Regions from separate parts of the Homo sapiens genome. Here region 1 is linked to region 2. A link is a loop called in an ENCODE intact Hi-C map of the cell type or tissue named here. Cell type or tissue: mammary epithelial cell. All regions are shown on one strand. Links, peaks and the distances in the headings refer to the core of each region. The heading gives the core; the rest is flanking DNA.

Region 1 (8,329 bases), core at 35-8,034, 94 kb before region 2:
AGGCTGGGCACAGTGGCTCACACCTGTAATCCTAGCACTTTGAGGAGGGTGGACTGCCTGAGCTCAGGAGTTTGAGACCAGCCCGGGCAACATGGTGAAACCTCATCTCTACTAAAATACAAAAAATTAGCTGGGCGTGGCAGTGTGTGCCTGTAGTCCCAGCTATTCGGGAGGCTGAGGTAGGAGAACTGCTTGAACCCAGGAGGCAGAGGTTGCAGTGAGCCGAGATCGCGCCACTGCACTCCAGCTTAGGCAACAGAAAGAGACTCCGTCTCCATTAAAAAAAAAAAAAAAATCAGGGATAGAAGGGCTCCTGAATGCATTAGTCTTACTGTTGTAAGATATGAAGAGGCCAGGTGCAGTGGCTCACACCAGTAATCACAGCACTTTGGGAGGCTGAGGCAAGAAGACCACTTGAGCTATGATCAATGACACTGCAATCCAGCCTGGGTAGCAGAGCGAGACCCCATCTCTAAAAAAAAAATATAGGTCAGGCGCAGTGGTTTATGCCTGTAATCCCAGCACTTTGAGAGTCCAAGGCAGGCGGATCACGAGGCCAGGAGTTCAAGACCAGCCTGGCCAACATAGTGAAACCCCATCTCTACTAAAAATACAAAAAAAAACTAGTTGGGCATGGTGGCAGGCGCCTGTAGTCCCAGCTCCTGAGGCAGGACAATCGCTTGAACCCAGGAGGCAGAGGCTGCAGTGAGCCAAGATCACGCCATTGCACTCCAGCCTGGGTGACAAAGCAAGACTCCATCTCAAAAATAAATAAATTAATTAACTAATTAAAATAAAATAAAATTCAGTTGTACCACTATAGAACGTAAAACCTGAAGTTGCTTTCCAAGCACTTTGATGACCTTTGTTTATAAAACTTACAGAAATAGAAAAAGTTGTTGGTCTAACAATTATTAATTCCAAAAAAGCTTTAATTGTGTATAGAGCATTGATCTTACCATTGGGTCAGGTGACTACTAAAGAAGGGAGCATCATAGTCTTCGTTCCCAGGAAAAACTTATTTTAGCTGGGAGAGACCAAGAGTAGTAGGAATTACTACTTTATAAAACTCAGGGATAGGCTGGGTGCGGTGGCTCACACCTGTAATCCTAGCACTTTGAGGCAGGCGGACTGCCTGAGCTCAGGAGTTTGAGACCAGCCTGGGCAACATGGTGAAACCCCGTCTCTACTAAAATACAAAAAATTAGCTGGGCATGGCGGTGTGTGCCTGTAGTCCCAGCTATTCGGGAGGCTGAGGTAGGAGAACTGCTTGAACTCAGGAGGCGGAGGTTGCAGTGAGCCGAGATCGCGCCACTGCACTCCAGCCTGGGTGACACAGACAGACTCTGTCTCCATAAAAAAAAACAAAAACAAAAACAAAAAAAACTCAGGGATAGAAGGGCTCCTGAACCCGCTAGTCTTACCGTTGTAAGATATGAAGAGGCCAGGTGCAGTGGCTCACACCTGTAATCACAGCACTTTGGGAGGCTGAGGCAGGAAGACCGCTTGAGCTATGATCAATGACACTGCAATCCAGCCTGGATGACAGAGCAAGACCCCGTCTCTAAAAAAAAAAAAAAAGCTGGCACAGCAGCTTACATCTGTAATCCCAGCACTTTGGGAGGCCAAGGCAGGCGGATCACGAGGTCAGGAGTTCAAGACCAGCCTGGCCAACATAGTGAAACCCCGTCTCTACTAAAAATACAAAAAAATTAGTTGGGGGTGGTGGCAGGCACCTGTAGTCCCAGCTACTTGGGAGGCTGAGGCAGGAGAATCGCTTGAACCCAGAAGGCAGAGGTTGCAGTGAGCCAAGATCGCTCCACTGCACTCCAGCCTGGGTGACAGAGTGAGACTCCATCTCAAAAAAAAAAAAAAAAAAGAAAAAAAAAATGATTTGAAGAACTGAAGGCTCAGTGAGTTTGTGTCCACACAGAAAGTCAGTAGCAGAACTGGGTCTAAAATTCCTAACCTAGAAAATAAAAACAAAAGATCAAATAGAAACTTGCACTGTAATTGTGATACCAATTGAAGAAAAACTTAACCAGGTAAGCAGAGGCCAAGGCTTCACTGCTGAGGCTGAGCTTCCCTGCTACACTCTGCTATTTAACAGCACAGCCGCCAGGAAGGGAGTTCGGGTGGGCAGATAAGGTAGAGTACACCTAACCAGCAGGTGATGTGAAACAAGAACCAAACGTTAAAATTTTTTTTCTAAGAGCTAGGCGCGGTGGCTCACGCCTGCAATCCCAGCACTTTGGGAGGAAGAGGCGGGCGGATCACGAGGTCAGGAGATCGAGACCATCCTGGCTAACACACGGTGAAACCCCGTCTCTACTAAAAATCCAAAAAACTAGCCGGGCGTGGTGGCAGGCTCCTGTAGTCCCAGCTACTCGGGAGGCTGAGGCAGGAGAATGGCGTGAACCCGGGAGGCGGAGCTTGCAGTGAGCTGAGATCGCGCCACTGCACTCCAGCCTGGGTGACAGAATGAGACTCCATCTCAAAAAAAAAAAAAATTTTATTCTAAGACTACCCTCCTGATTCTTACTATACACTTTTTTTTTGAGACGGAGTCTCTTTCTGTCACCCAGGCTGGAGTGCAGTGGCGCGATCTCGGCTCACTGCAAGCTCCGCCTCCCGGGTTCACGCCATTCTCCTGCCTCAGCCTCCCGATTAGCTGGGACTATAGGAGCCTGCCACCACGCCCGGCTAATTTTTTGGATTTTTAGTAGAGATGGGGTTTCACCGTCTTAGCCAGGATGGTCTCGATCTCCTGACCTCGTGATCCGCCCGCCTCTGCCTCCCAAAGTGCTGGGATTGCAGGCGTGAGCCACCGCGCCTGGCCTTTTTACTATACACTTTTTATATTAAATGATGAGAAATCAAAGCCCCCAAATGGTTCCAACTTAAAGTCTAACCTCAAATCCAACAGATTTTTTTTTTTTTTTTTTTTTTTTTTTTTTTGAGACGGAGTCTGGCTCTGTCACTCAGGTTGGAGTGCAGTGGCGCGATCTCAGCTCACTGCAAGCTCCGCCTCCCGGGTTCACTCCATTCTCCTGCCTCAGCCTCCCAAGTAGCTGGGACTACAGGCGCCCGCCACTACGCCCGGCTAATTTTTTGCATTTTTAGTAGAGACGGGGTTTCACTGTGTTAGCCAGGATGGTCTCGATCTCCTGACTTCGTGATCCGCCCGCCTCGGCCTCCCAAAGTGCTGCGATTACAGGTGTGAGCCACCGCGCCCAGCCAGATTGTTAATTTTTGTAAATTTCAACCCATAGCCACACCATCATCCTAGCTCTGCTGTCCTCAGAACCTTCCTATTCCATCTCCAAGATCACCACCATGCTGACCTAGAGAGACATCCCCCTGAAATTCATTATATACCAGCCATACACAGAATGCTCATGACTTAAAATTTTTTCCTATTTTCCTGGCATCAGGAATCTTAAGAGGGACTTTTCAGTGTCACCTGTTTCATAATACAGCAGAATCAGAATATCTGTGATGTTTCCAAAAGGAATAAAAGTAGCACAAAGAACTGTCCTTCACCCCCTTTGCAGATACCAAGAGCATTCTGAATCAATGTCTCCACACTTTTGGTGCAGTTGCTCCAACACCTTGTTAACATGAGCACAGGGAGGAGAGGAAGGGAGGGGTCCCAATACTCTTCTGGGTATAACAAAACCACTTGTGAGATACACTCCTCTCCCTATCCCTCTTCTGACCTACATTTTTTGCCCTGGTTTATGGTGACAATTTCCTGAATGGGATCGCCTTCTTTTTCTCTCCTCCGTTATCCCAAGAAAATACAAATACGATTATATTACTCTTCTGGTTGGTATTCTTCAAAAGCAGTCCAATGGCCAACGGAGAAAAATCCACATTTCTTAGTATAGCATATACTAAGTATGGCCAGACTCTGGGTTTTGACTCTCGCTGCTTGTCTCCATTCAGGCAACAGCCTGGCTCCCACCTTGGCTGCTTGGTTAACTTTGCATCTTTCAAACCCATCTCTGGACTCAGAGCATCCCGAAAGTTTACCCTCACCTCTCCGGATGGGGCGGTCATTCCCCAGTCTGGTTTCAACATCACCGTCCATCATACAATCGCCATCACAGCATTCACCAACTCGTGCAGTGAGGCTGTTCTCGTAATTTCCCAGCTATTCTGGGACCTCCTTCCTCTAATGGACCAGAGCTGTGGAGTTTGTGGAACGAACGAATGAGGGCTGACGTCACGGTAGCAGATCGCAACCACCACTCTGGGTCCAGGGTCAGAAGGGGTAGGGAAAAGGGATCTGGGCAGCTCTAGCAGGCACCACTCACAGGTCGAGAGCGTGAAGCACCACAAGAGACCTGGCCCAGGATGCGTAGGGCCATGGGTCCGCACCCCGCCCACTCTGCCCACCCCCAGCTCAATCTTGGCACTGCCTGCGAGGACCCTGCCTTGCTCCACACCACCCTACCCTTTGTGAACCCTCTCGGCGGCCGCCATCTTGCTTCCAGCGCTTCCGCCGGAAGCCCGCACCGTGCCCCACCCCATCCGGCACCAGATTAAGGAAAGAAGGGGCCGTCCGGAAACAAGGACATCTCCTTTAGATCTGTTAAGGTGACACCAGATTTTTTTTTTTTTTTTTTTGAGACGGAGTCTCGCTCTGTCGCCCAGGCTGGAGTGCAGTGGCGCGATCTCGGCTCACTGCTAGCTCCGCCTCCCAGGTTCACGCCATTCTCCTGCCTCAGCCTCCCAAGAAGTTGTAACTACAGGTGCCCGCCACCACGCCCGGCTAATTTTTTTTGTATTTTTAGTAGAGACGGGGTTTCACCGTGTTAGCCAGGATGGTCTCGATCTCCTGACCTTGTGATCCGCCCGCCTCGGCATCCCAAAGTGCTGGGATTACAGGCGTTAGCCACTGTGCCCAGCCGAGGTGACACCAGATCTAAAGGAGCCTGCCAAGAGGGATGAGCATTCTAAGGACTGCCTGGATGGGGCACTAAGGAAGCACCAAGCAAGCTCCAGGAGGGAAAGCAGGCAAGGCTGGAGCCGCAGGGAAAGTAGGCTGCAAAGGGATGTGATCTTGGCCTTTAGGATGTCATTTTACTGTCACTTTGAACATCAAAGAAACCACAAGCACTGAAGACTTCAGCACCATTTGCTATAGTCACAGACCTCCCATTTTCCCTGCTAGGGGAAAACTTGGTTGCAGAATCTGGGGAACTGGATCCGCTGACTCGAATGCAGCATAAACTGACTGCAGGAAATAAGAGGGGACAGGACACACCCCAACCGAGTTCAGGAAGGGAAGGACGGGGCTCAACTAACCAACTGGGATCTGCAGATCTCACCGTATGTCCTTGGGGTGTGCGCCAACCCCACTCTGCCCCAGATTTTCCTGGGCCAGACCCATGGTCTGCTCTGACCACATCAGATCTCTGTTCCCTCTAAGTTAAATGGGGCTAATGTAACAATCATACTGTAACAGAACAGTGTGGGACAGGATCATATTTAACAGTTCTGTGTATCTTGCTAATCTTTGTCAGCTTCAAGTCAAGAAAGAATAAACTATCACTGGAACCAATTCACATCCTAAAGTTACTTCCAGTGAAAACCGGAATTCATAGAGTAAAACTGTGGTCAGAGACAGAGGCAGTTTTATGGAGATTTTTTTTCTTTATTGGGAAACGTAAGACTTGGGTACATCAAATAAAACCAATTTCTGGGGGAAAAAATCAAAACCCACAATAAAAAAAAAGTTAACACTGTCTGGGCCACAGCAGAACCCAAAGAACATATTCGTATAATTGAAAAATTCTAGGTGCTTCATAATTGACCTTTTGATACAAAATGACCTATTAAATTTGCAATTTGTAATCCTTGGTGTTGAGGTCCATAGGACAAGCTAGGAAGTCTTCAAACCTTGAGTTGAATTCCATAAGGGGTTATTTGGCTTTTGAATCCTGTAAAGAAAAGCACCAACACAAATAAATGCATAATCAAATAATTTAGATTCATTAACATATAGTGGATAAAGGAAGGTATTCTAGAAGAGAGTTTCTCAACCTCAGTGCTATTGACACTTTGGACATTCTGTTGGGTCTGTCCTCCTGTGTACTGTACAACATTTAGCAGCATCTCTGGTCTTTACCACTAGATGACAAGGCTCCTGAGGCCCTTGACAAGAGGGTCATGACTATGCCAAGTCAACCCTCCCAACACACCAGCTCTGGTCCTTACCATGTGCTTTTTCCTTAGCTTATTTTACTGTCTCTTCTTTCCCTATCTGGAGACACCTACAACCATCAACCAGTACTAGTTTTATTATTCACTCAAGCTCCTGCAGACAAAGTCCACAGTCCTCATGATAAGAAGTCACCTGCAACACACTCCGTGTAACTAACTGTACTTATTGTATTCCCAGAGCTAAGCAGTGAGCATATATACAACCTCAGGTCAAACCACAAAGACAATGCTCATAGGAACAATGCTCATAGGAACAAAAATGAAAATAGCCACACATACGGTTTTTCCTTGTCTAAGAGGTAGCAGCAGCAACAGCGCCCACCTTCTGGGCAGCTTCTTTCTTGGCATGATGAGCCTGTAGAACTGCTACAGCTTCATCCACCTGCGAGAAATCTTCAGGTGGTCAGTGAATCTAGGAGAGCTACTCCACCCCTCCCCAGTGCCCAGACCTAGTGGTGGACCAAAGCCAACTGTACAGATGATCCCTAGGCTTCTGGTGCTAACTACTTTCCCAAATACCCACTGCAGCCTCCAGTCACAGTCAAGGCATGACGAGAGGGGTCCTGGGGGCAGCAGATCCCACTTTCTGCTGCACCTGGGCATCCAAGTTTGCCCCCAGTCTTCCCAAGCTGAGAACTGAAGCTGCAGGGTCTGAGCCCCAGCTCACCTTGGAGCGGAGAGACTCGGGGGACTCTAACATGTGCAGCAGCTCAGAGTTGTCTATCTCCAGCAGCATTCCCGTGATCTTCCCAGCCAGATTTGAATGCATTGTTTGGATGAGTGGGAACAAGCGTTCTCCTATGGGGAGGATAGTTAATAAAAAAACAAATCAAATCCCAGTAAACAATGGACACTGGTGTCCTAGCTGGCATCAGGCTCTGGGACCCTCTTCTTCTGCAAGCAAGTGGGTCACTCACCCAGCATCTGCTTCTGTTCCTGGGGGGGTGCTGCAGCCAGCATGGAGGCAGTCAGTGGCTCCTGCCCCTGCACATGGACCGCAGGCTGGGGTGCCTGGGAACCAGGAAAGGCAGTGGGTTAGCACTGAGGAAAGGACAACACCTGATGGTGGTTGAGTGCCTGTTCAATATCTGAACATCTGACTATGTGAAAGAGGAGAGGAGGTGGCTGTCCTTGCTCTAAAGGAACTAATTTCAGTCCTTGAAGGATTGAGGGGTGTGTTGAGGAACAGAGTGGTATGGACATAAACACAACCAATTACAATGAAAATGGCATGCTATCAGAAAGCGAAGTGAAACGTAAATAATAAAACAAACCTATAGTGCTAGGCAAGCATTTTCTGACATTTCCTTAATACACCCAAAGTTACTCAAGAATGAAAAGCCTTGATATAAATAAGGGTAAACACTTGTATATAACCTTTTCCTGAAAATTAGTTTTCCTTTAGGGTAAATCTCAGTGCAGATTGGATCAAAGGGAGTAAATATCAACACATTTATAATTACATTCCACATCACCTTAATTCTACCAAATGTTTTTGTATCAAATGCTTAAAAACGGTCAACATGCAACGTCAATGCTAGTCAAAGCCTTGCAAAGAAAAGGTATTTTACATAGCATCAAGTTCTAGGAAATCCCCAACTTAGAGAGTATGAGACAGGACAGTTAAAGAGTAATCTCCTAAGCAGCTTATGGGCCTGAAGGCTTAGGGTGACACCTCCACAGCAAATTGCTATTAGGCTCTGAAACAAACTAGTTGCATCTAGAGCACAGGTCTAGAGACAGCAAGTTACAGCTTAGAAAATCTAAGCTCTAGGTTCAACCCCTTCACCTCCTACACACACTTTACATCTTTGAAGCTGAACATCCGATCTGTAAGTTGAAGTTATTTCCTGCATTAATGTACCAATCATCTTGCAGAGCAGCCAAGGATCCAATAGGTCATTGGATGCGGAAGTGACCTGGAGGCTCAAACAGCTGAATGAGCACATTATTTCGTACAAACAGAAGAGGAAGCACTGGCTGCCCGCTCTGAGGCATTTCTGAGTGAACTGGCATCAGGCAGAGCACTTTTAAGCCCCTTCTTTCCCACTAGTGAGCCCCTGAAGGGCAGGGACAGTGAATCAGAACATAGCGTCAT
Region 2 (8,329 bases), core at 100-8,099:
CGAGCCGAGATTGCGACACTGCACTCCAGCCTGGGTGGCAGAGCGAGACTCCATCTCAAAAAAACAAAACAAAACAAAACAAAACAACAAAAAAAAACCCAAAAACCCTGCCTGTTCTGCACGTGTATCCCAGAACTTAAAATTAAATTAAATTAAATTAAATTTTAAAAAAAGAATGAAGATTCAAATTGCTATGGTCTGAATATACCTCTCCAAAATTAATATGCTGAAACCTTATCACCAATGTGATGATATTAGGAGGTCGGGCCTTTGGGAGATTATGAGATCTTGAGGGTGGAAGCATATGCCACCATGCCCAGCTAATTTTTGTATTTTTAGTAGAGACGGGGTTTCTACTAAACATGTTGGCCAGGATGGTCTCAATCTCCTGACCTCGTGATTCACCCGCCTCAGCCTCCCAAAGTGCTGGGATTACAGGTGTGAGCCACCGCGCCCGGCCAAAAATAATGTTTCTTTAAGTGACCTATTGGAAAATAAAACTGGCTACTAGTAAGCACAAGAAAAAAAAACAGAACACATAGGCCTTAGGTCATGGATGAGCTTTGCAAGTTGAAAAGGGAGTGCACACGGGAGGAGAAAGAATTATGTCTGTGATTTCTTTATCTGGTGGTTACTCCTTTTTTTTTTTTTGGTTCCAGCTCCAAGCCACAGTCACATCTGTATCACATCATGGGGTTTTTATTCCCAAATCCAGTCCAAGACCATGTCAGAAAGTAGAGGATTCATTTATGGCACCAGAGGCTGGGGCTGATATCCAAGGCCTAGGAAGGAGGGGGTGTTAGGATGCCACCCTTCCCCCACCCCTGCCTTTCCCTCACCTTGGACATGGGCCACTGGTCATAAAACAGGACAAACAGCTCTGGGACCACTGGCCTTATGGACATTATAAAAATTTTACCATGAGACTAAGACATCTCAGAACACAGTTTCGATGATGTCCCCAAGTAGGTGACTCCAAGGCCCCTGAAGGAATGTTGGACAGGAGGTGTGGGAAGGAAGTAGATGAAGAATCATATTTCTCTCCATTCCTGGTGACTGGGTGGGGACAGGTGGGAAAGCAAGGGGACTTCAGGTTGGAGAATCCAGGAGACACATTCAAGTCTAGTCTTGCCACAGGGCAGAAGAACGGTTAACATAACCTTGGGGGCCCCTGGTATACCAGACTGATGGAGGTATAATAATATGTGGTAGCCAACCTCCAAGATGGCCCCTAATCATCTCCACTTCCTGATATTCACCTCCTTGCGTAGTCCCCTCTCACCTTGTATCAGGGTTTGTCTGTGTGACCAATGGAATATGCTAGAGGTGATGACATGTCACTTCCAAGGCTAGGTCATAAAAGATGGTGTGGCTTTTGCCTTGCTCTCTTGGATTACTCACTCTCAGGGAAGCCAACAGCCATGTCATGAGGACACTCAGGTAACATTGTGGTGAGGAACTCTGGTCACCTGCCAACAGCCATGTGAGTGAGCCATCTTGGAGGCAGCTCCTCCAGCCCTAGGCAAGCCTTCCATTGACTGCAGCTCCACCTGGCAGCTTGACTACAACCTCATGAGAGGCTCTGAGTAAGAACCACCCAGAAAAGCCACTCTTGGATTCCTGCTCTGCAGACACTTTGAGGTGCAGGAAGACCCTGGGGTGTAGGAAGACCCTGGGGTGCAGGAAGAAGAATGATGTGAGGGCTGGAGTCTGAGTTATCCCCTTCTTCCTTCATCTCACATCCTTTCTCATCTTCTCTTCCTCCCTCTCCATCCCCACCCTTGGTAGTTCCAGATGGGAACACCGAGTCCATGTGAGGAGCCCTGTTGGGGGAAGCTTGCCTTCTGATGCTCTCAGGCTGCTGTCCATTGCGGAATCTCCCCTCAGGGTGGTCTTCATGTGCTGGGACAGATTCTACAGAAAGATCCCAGCACTAGTGGATGAATCGGGTCCCAGGCCTCTTCATTACCTACGTCACCATTAGCATTTCATGAGGGGCCATATGCCAGTTTGTGAATACAATTGTGGGGAAAAAACAAGACAACGTAAGTTAATTAAAACCCTCTCCATTTATTTGAATGGCTTTTAAGAAGCAGAAGCACATGTGGTAAAATTAAGGTATAGGACATGCATGAGAAGTGACAGGGACCCACACTGGCAAGCACTCAGCACCCTTTATCATGTGACCAGGTAAATGTTACAAAGAGCCAGACAGGTCTGGATCGATGGGGTGTGCTACTAGTAGGCCAAAGAGGGCAAAGCTGGGAGAAGTACAAGCAGTCTTATTCCCAGACAAGGGAAGTCACAAAGACGAAGAAACACATGCTCTAACCATTTACGGAGGCACTTAGGTTTATCATAACAAGCAACCCAGAGAGGTTGGGTGATGAGGAAGACTGAGGCAGCAAATGCTATCAAAGCAAAGGGCTTCTGACAGGTAGATACAAGCACATTATGCACACAGGTTTCATTTTTCATCGTATTCTATATCGGAGGTTATTGAGATGCTCTTAAGTAGAAACCAGAAGTTAAGTATATGTGCGCTATTACATTAATAAAGAAGTTCGTAGGCCGAGTGTGGTGGCTCACGCCTGTAATCCCAGCACTTTGGGAGGCAGAGGCTGGTGGATCACCTGAGGTCAGGAGTTCGAGACCAGCCTGGCCAATATGGTGAAACCCCATCTCTACTAAAAATACAAAAAATTAGCTGGGCATGGTGGCGGGCACCTGTAATCCCAGCTACTCAGGAAGCTGAGGCAGGAGAATTGCTTGACCCCAGGAGGCGGAGGTTGCAGTGAGCCAAGATTGTGCCACTGCACTCCAGCCTGAGTGACAGAGCAAGACTCCGTCTCAAAAAAAAAAAAAAAAAAAAAAAAAAAAAAAAAAAAAGAAGTTTGTACATACGCAGTTTTGAACACACAAAGGCTGAGCTAGGTCATCTCTGAGGTCTCTTAAATATCCATCACTGAGAATCTGAGTGTAATATCCTCAGACTCTCAGTGACTTGGGTCTTAAAAACCCAAGTCTCTGGGCCTGGGCCAGCGGATGCAAACTGGAGATTCAAGGGCCGGATCTCGCCTACAGAATATGTTTTATTTGGCCCAGATGGTGTTTTCTAAATTCAAAATAGTTGCCAACATTTAAAAGTCCAGATTCCCAGCTTCTCTTCAAAAATGGGGCGGACTATCCGGCAACCTCAGGCCACATTCCCATGTGGCAGCAACCATGGCAGACCACAGTGTTCTCCATTCTCAGTGAAGAACTGGCTTAATCCTCTCCACTCATTTATGTTTCCTGCCTCGCCCCTGTAGGCATTGGGGTTTGTGACCCTGGCCCAGGCATCCAGTCTAGGGTGACCTCAGTGATTTTCTTGGTGGCTTCTTGGTGGCAGTTAGCTACAAGACTAGCCTTGAGGCCTTTACCCTAATTCCGTGGCAGATGGCCATGAAGGCATATATTCACCCACAGGCCAGGAGTGTGGGAGTCAGTGACCCCAGTCTTCACAGCTTTGGTTTGCCTTACAGAGGCTTTCACTTTGCAAAGATGAGTAACTGAAAAGTTCCCAGCCACATTTCACTTTTATAAATGGAATTCCAAAGGCCTCTAGGGGATGGCCCATCAGGGAGATACTTCCCAATTAAGGTCAATGGTAAGTCACTTCTGGGCCACATTAGAACACTCAAGCAGAGGCAGGAATCTTTGCCTAGGTTGGGCAGGGCTGGTAGTGGGGAGGGAAGGCAACTTTCGTAGCCATGGCCATGAGATGACCAGGGCATCTGTATACAGTTGGCAGGTTGTGCAGGTGTCTAATAGGTACTACCCATGTCACAATACCAATGGCGCCCTCTAGATTTTTGCAGTGCACAATCTGCCCAACTGGACACGTTGGCCTTGGCACTGTTAGGGGGAGGGAAGAAACAAATGGAGATGATGAGGCAGGTATAGTCAAAAGGATTGCCCTTACACAGATTCTACCACTTCCTTCCCAAGGCTCAGGAGTAGGGGTAGGAGGCAGAGGGTTAGGAGCCAAGACTTTCTTGGCCAGAGGTTGGGGGCTGGTCTCGGTGGCCCCCAAGCTGCACATACGCAAATGCCCATGTTATGATGGAAATGGGTACAACTATCCTAGGGCTGGCCATCAGTATGTGGGTCCCAGGACACTCAGTTAACAGAGATAACCATCTGTACACATAGTGAGTACACACACACACACAGAGTCATTGGCTGAGATATCTGGCCCATTACACACACCCACATAAATACACGTACGTGTACGATTTTTATCCTGTTGCACAAACTTAATATGTGTGCATCCATACACACAATCACAGTAATTGCCGGCAAGAGCAATCGGCTCGTCACTCGGGCATATTTAGCAAACATTTCCAGAGCACCTGAAGTCCTTTTTGGCTGGCTAGAGCTAACCGTGGGGAGAGTCCAGCGCAGCACTAAGTCAGTGGGAGAGAAAAGTAAATCAGTGGGTAGAATCACTTGACTACTGCCAGCAGCTGCGTGCCGGCCTGCAGTGCCACCTACTGGCAGAAAGGAGGTGGTTTTGTGTTTTGCTTTAAGACTAGATAAAACCCGTGATCTGGGAAGCCGCCAGCCACACGATGCTATTCATCCACCTCCTTGTGTTCTACCCAAGTCAGGTGAGGCTCTGACATCCTCAGAGTTGCATCATATCCTCAGAGGATGAACATTCTGGGCCTTGCATGCCTCTTGGATAGCAAAACCCAACACCAATAGGGATGGCAAAATAGGTTTCATCTTTCACACCAGCTCCAGCCCGCTGGTAGTGGCTGCCTGGAATGCTGGATAGAGAAAGATTCTGAGACCCAGTCTGGGCTTAGTGGAGAAGAGTATCATGATGGCATAGCGACAGCAATGATGGCTGTAGATGGGGCGTCTTCCATACTGTCTGTTCTTGCAGTGGATCCTGGAAGCCTGGTAAATCTCTAAATTTGCAGAGTCCTAGAATTCTCCTGATCCACAATTCCATTATGAGGGGTATTTGTGTTTATTGCTCACGTGCCTTCATGCCACAAGAAACTGCCATTCCAGCTGTTACAGGAGTTTTCTCTCTCACTTGATCAGTAACTTCTGAACCGGCTAAAGTCCTCACGGGACCCTCTTCACGACGGACTTGTTCTTGCTTTCACAGAAAGTACATGGATGACCTTGTTGGCTCGGAGCTGCTGAAATCAACACTGGGCACTTCAATCTATCCAAAACTCATGTTTAGCTAATGCGCATCCACCTACTAGGCTGATCATTGCCTAAGAGGCCCCATGAGGAAATGAGTCGGGAATACAAAGCCATGCTGGACAGCCAGCTGGGCTCATCCCCAGCCAAGGGCCCTGCTCCTGCCCTCTCACTCATCAGCTTGGGAGAGCACATTCAAGTCAAATCAGTGCATCAACAAAACTGCAAATTACCATGAGCCATGGGTCGCTTGAAAATAGTCAAAACTTGGAATCTTCAGATGGGCATGGAGCCCCATGTCCCTTCCCTTTGGCAGTGGAGCCAGCCTCCGCCCACAGATGCATAGGTGGATGTGACCTGGCTCATCCCACTGAGGCATCAGCCAGGCTGTCTGCCTTGGCCCAGGGGTCCGCACATTTTTCTGTAAAGGGCCAGATAATAAATATTTTTGGCTTGCAGCCTCTGTTGCAACAATTCAACTCTGCTGTTGCAGTGTGAAATCAGCCATAAACATATGTAAACAAATGGGCATGGCTATGTTCTAATCAAAGTTTCTTTTATCTTTTTTTTTTTCTTTGAGACGGAGTCTCACCCTGATGCCAGGCTGGAGTGCAGTGGCGTGATCTCGGTTCACTGCAACCTCCGCCTTCCGGGTTCAAGTGATCCTCCTGCCTCAGCCTCCCGAGTAGCTGGGACTACAGGCGTGCACCACCACGCCCAGCTAATTTTTGTATTTTTAGTAGAGACGGGGTTTCATCATGTTGGGCAGGATGGTCTCGATCTCCTGACCTTGTGATCCACCCGCCTTGGCCTCCCAAAGTGCTGGGATTACAGGCATGAGCCACTGTGCCTGGCCCCAGTCAAAGTTTCTTTACAAAAACAGGTGATGGGTCAGATTTGGCCCGTGGGCCCAGAGTTTGCCAAACTCTGCATTAGCCCAAAACAGGGGCCTTCACACTGGGTTTCTCAAAACTTGGGATTGTTTGGAAGTGCTTCTGGGGGTTCACAAACGTTTGGCTCTAATTTAAATTATTTGTAGGTGTTTAGGAAGCTATAATAAAAGCATGCACTCAAATGTATTCCAGCATTTCACCATGCAGGAAATCAACATATTAACTGTCAGGTAAGTAAACTCCTTTAGTGAAGACCTCAGAATGGAGCTTCTCTGGCTATCTCCATGCATATGTATGAGCAGTATGACAAAATGGTTGAAAACCTGGGTCCTAGAATCAGATGGACATGAGTTTGAGTCCCAGCACTGCCACTTACTAGCTCTATGGCTTTGGACAAGTTACTTTGCCTCCCTAAACCAGCATGGCCAGGACACCACAAAACAGAGTAGACACTGGCCATAGTGCCGCTGCAGCCTCCTAGAGGCTGCATTGTGGGAAAATGGAGCGCTCACAGTGGAAAGGTCAGCTGAGGCCACGAGGAGACATTCAGGGGACTCAGCGCAGCATTATCTACCAACTGCTATGGAGGTATTTCAAGTTTTAGTCATCAGTTTGGCTGTACTGGTGCACACCAATTGAGTGTCATTATAATGCCAAATCCATCTTGGCTTTGAACTTCTTGCTAGTTTCTATTTTTTTCTGGCACATTCTGATATATCCCCACTACTCTGATTGGGCTCTCAGATAGGAGAGGGGGATGTTTTGCAACTGGCTGAGCAGTCTCAGTGCTTAGTAACAGGGCTTCCATTTTTCTGCTAAGCAGCAGTCCCATTGGCTCTGGGATTTTGCTGGCAGGCATCTCCTGGAACCAGTGTTCTGCAGGGCTTGTTGGGGAAGTGGTGCTCTCAGCTAAAGGGGTCCAGTGTTTCAGAAGCCGTGGCTGCTCCACCTCAGTGCTGCATTCCCTGGTTAGGCCTGGGACTTTGGTGTTCACCTGGCTTTTTAATTTACTGGTGAACAACACTCAATGTTCCTCATCCCTGGGCACCTCCTCACCTCTAAGACAATCAGAAGGCCCGTGTAACTGCTGCCTAAGACTGCCCCTCAGATTTCTGGCTTTTTATTCCAGTGACTGAAAGCTTTTTTCCAGGCCTGAGATGCTCATTTGTGATTTCAATAATAGAATTTAGACTCTTAGTGTTTCTCCATTGCCCAGGGCTGTCTGTGTCTATTAATGATGGCTCCAGTGAAATCCATGGCTTTTACTGCACCTTATCTTTCTGCTTCCAGCATCATATTTTCCTGCTTCCTGAGAGACATGGAATCATCAGTGGTGTTCATCACCAGGCCCTGGGGGCAAGACCACACAGGTCCCAGAATCCCTGCAGTTTTTCTTAATTAGGTGACATCTGGTGCCGTCCCCAGTGCACAGGTCCACCCTGGTCAGTCAGCCTGTTGCCATGCTGTGAGCCTGGGCTGTGCCCGGCCTTGTAGGCTTCTTGCAGTCACTGGTTCTGTGAGCCTTGGAGGCTCTTCCACGGGGGTGATTCTGACCCCTGGGAGTGAGAAGGAGAGGGCCTTTCTGCAGTTCAGCCAAGAATAAAGGAGACTCAGGGCTGAGCTCCCTCCTTCACTTCTTTTTTGTTTCCTTGAGGTTGTTCTTGGCCCTCACAGTACCTCTGTCTAGGCTTGGAGCTCTGGAAGTAGACACAACCCGGGTCTTCTGCCCCAAGGCCTCCTCTGTTAGCCAGAAGGATCCTGGCTGTGCAGTGGAAATGACCTCGTGCAAAGACATTATCATATGCCCTTCCAGGGGCAATAATGCCAGTGTCCCCTGATAAAGCAGTCACTGTGGGTATCTGTCCCAGTCACTCCACACAGCCATACCCTTCCTCCCTGGGACCAGCCTCATGGAGACCTCTGACAATGACAGTAAAAACTCAGCCCAGCCTTTCTCTTCTGGCCCAAATCGTTGCTCATTTGAGAACCGTCTCTGCCTTCTCACTTTGTTCTCCTTCCTGGAATATCTTTCTGCATCTCTTACCCTGCCCCACACTGCACAGAACCTGTGCCCTTTCAGACCCTGAGCTGAGTCCCCAGAAGGACAAAGATCAAAAACCCCAGGGTGTTCTCTTCCCCTATTTCCTACCACCACATCTCCAGGCTTCTGCCCCTCTCATGATACTTTTGGTTTTCTTTACAAAGTGCTTGCTCATGACTAGGATTCCTCC

What was found. Hi-C counts contacts between places; a loop is a spot of excess contacts. Peaks named below come from ENCODE experiments on the same cell type or tissue, not always from the same donor. Only the 100,000 strongest peaks of a DNase experiment are listed, where the experiment ranks them.
Region 1: it touches region 2 in a loop (3-fold over the local background); 4 of 110 quality-filtered maps call a loop at or near these places.

What each region holds. Positions count from the first base shown.
Region 1 is chr1:39,555,175-39,563,503 of GRCh38, forward strand. PABPC4 (poly(A) binding protein cytoplasmic 4) reads right to left here. Exons shown (of 16, transcript NM_001135653.2): 13 at 7,149-7,242; 14 at 6,899-7,029; 15 at 6,511-6,613; 16 at 5,642-5,948. The coding sequence ends at 6,524. It also overlaps the pseudogene PPIEL. Among named protein-coding and RNA genes, the nearest start is that of PABPC4-AS1, 5.7 kb to the right of the region's middle. In mammary epithelial cell, for the core only: no CTCF peak of the experiment used is centred there; a DNase peak (open chromatin) is centred at 4,517; H3K4me3 peaks cover 901 bases.
Region 2 is chr1:39,649,179-39,657,507 of GRCh38, forward strand. NT5C1A (5'-nucleotidase, cytosolic IA) reads right to left here. Exons shown (of 6, transcript NM_032526.3): 6 at 2,051-8,329. Among named protein-coding and RNA genes, the nearest start is that of HEYL, 14 kb to the left of the region's middle. In mammary epithelial cell, for the core only: CTCF peaks have their summits at 3,863 and 4,530 (motif pointing left); DNase peaks (open chromatin) are centred at 1,453 and 4,623.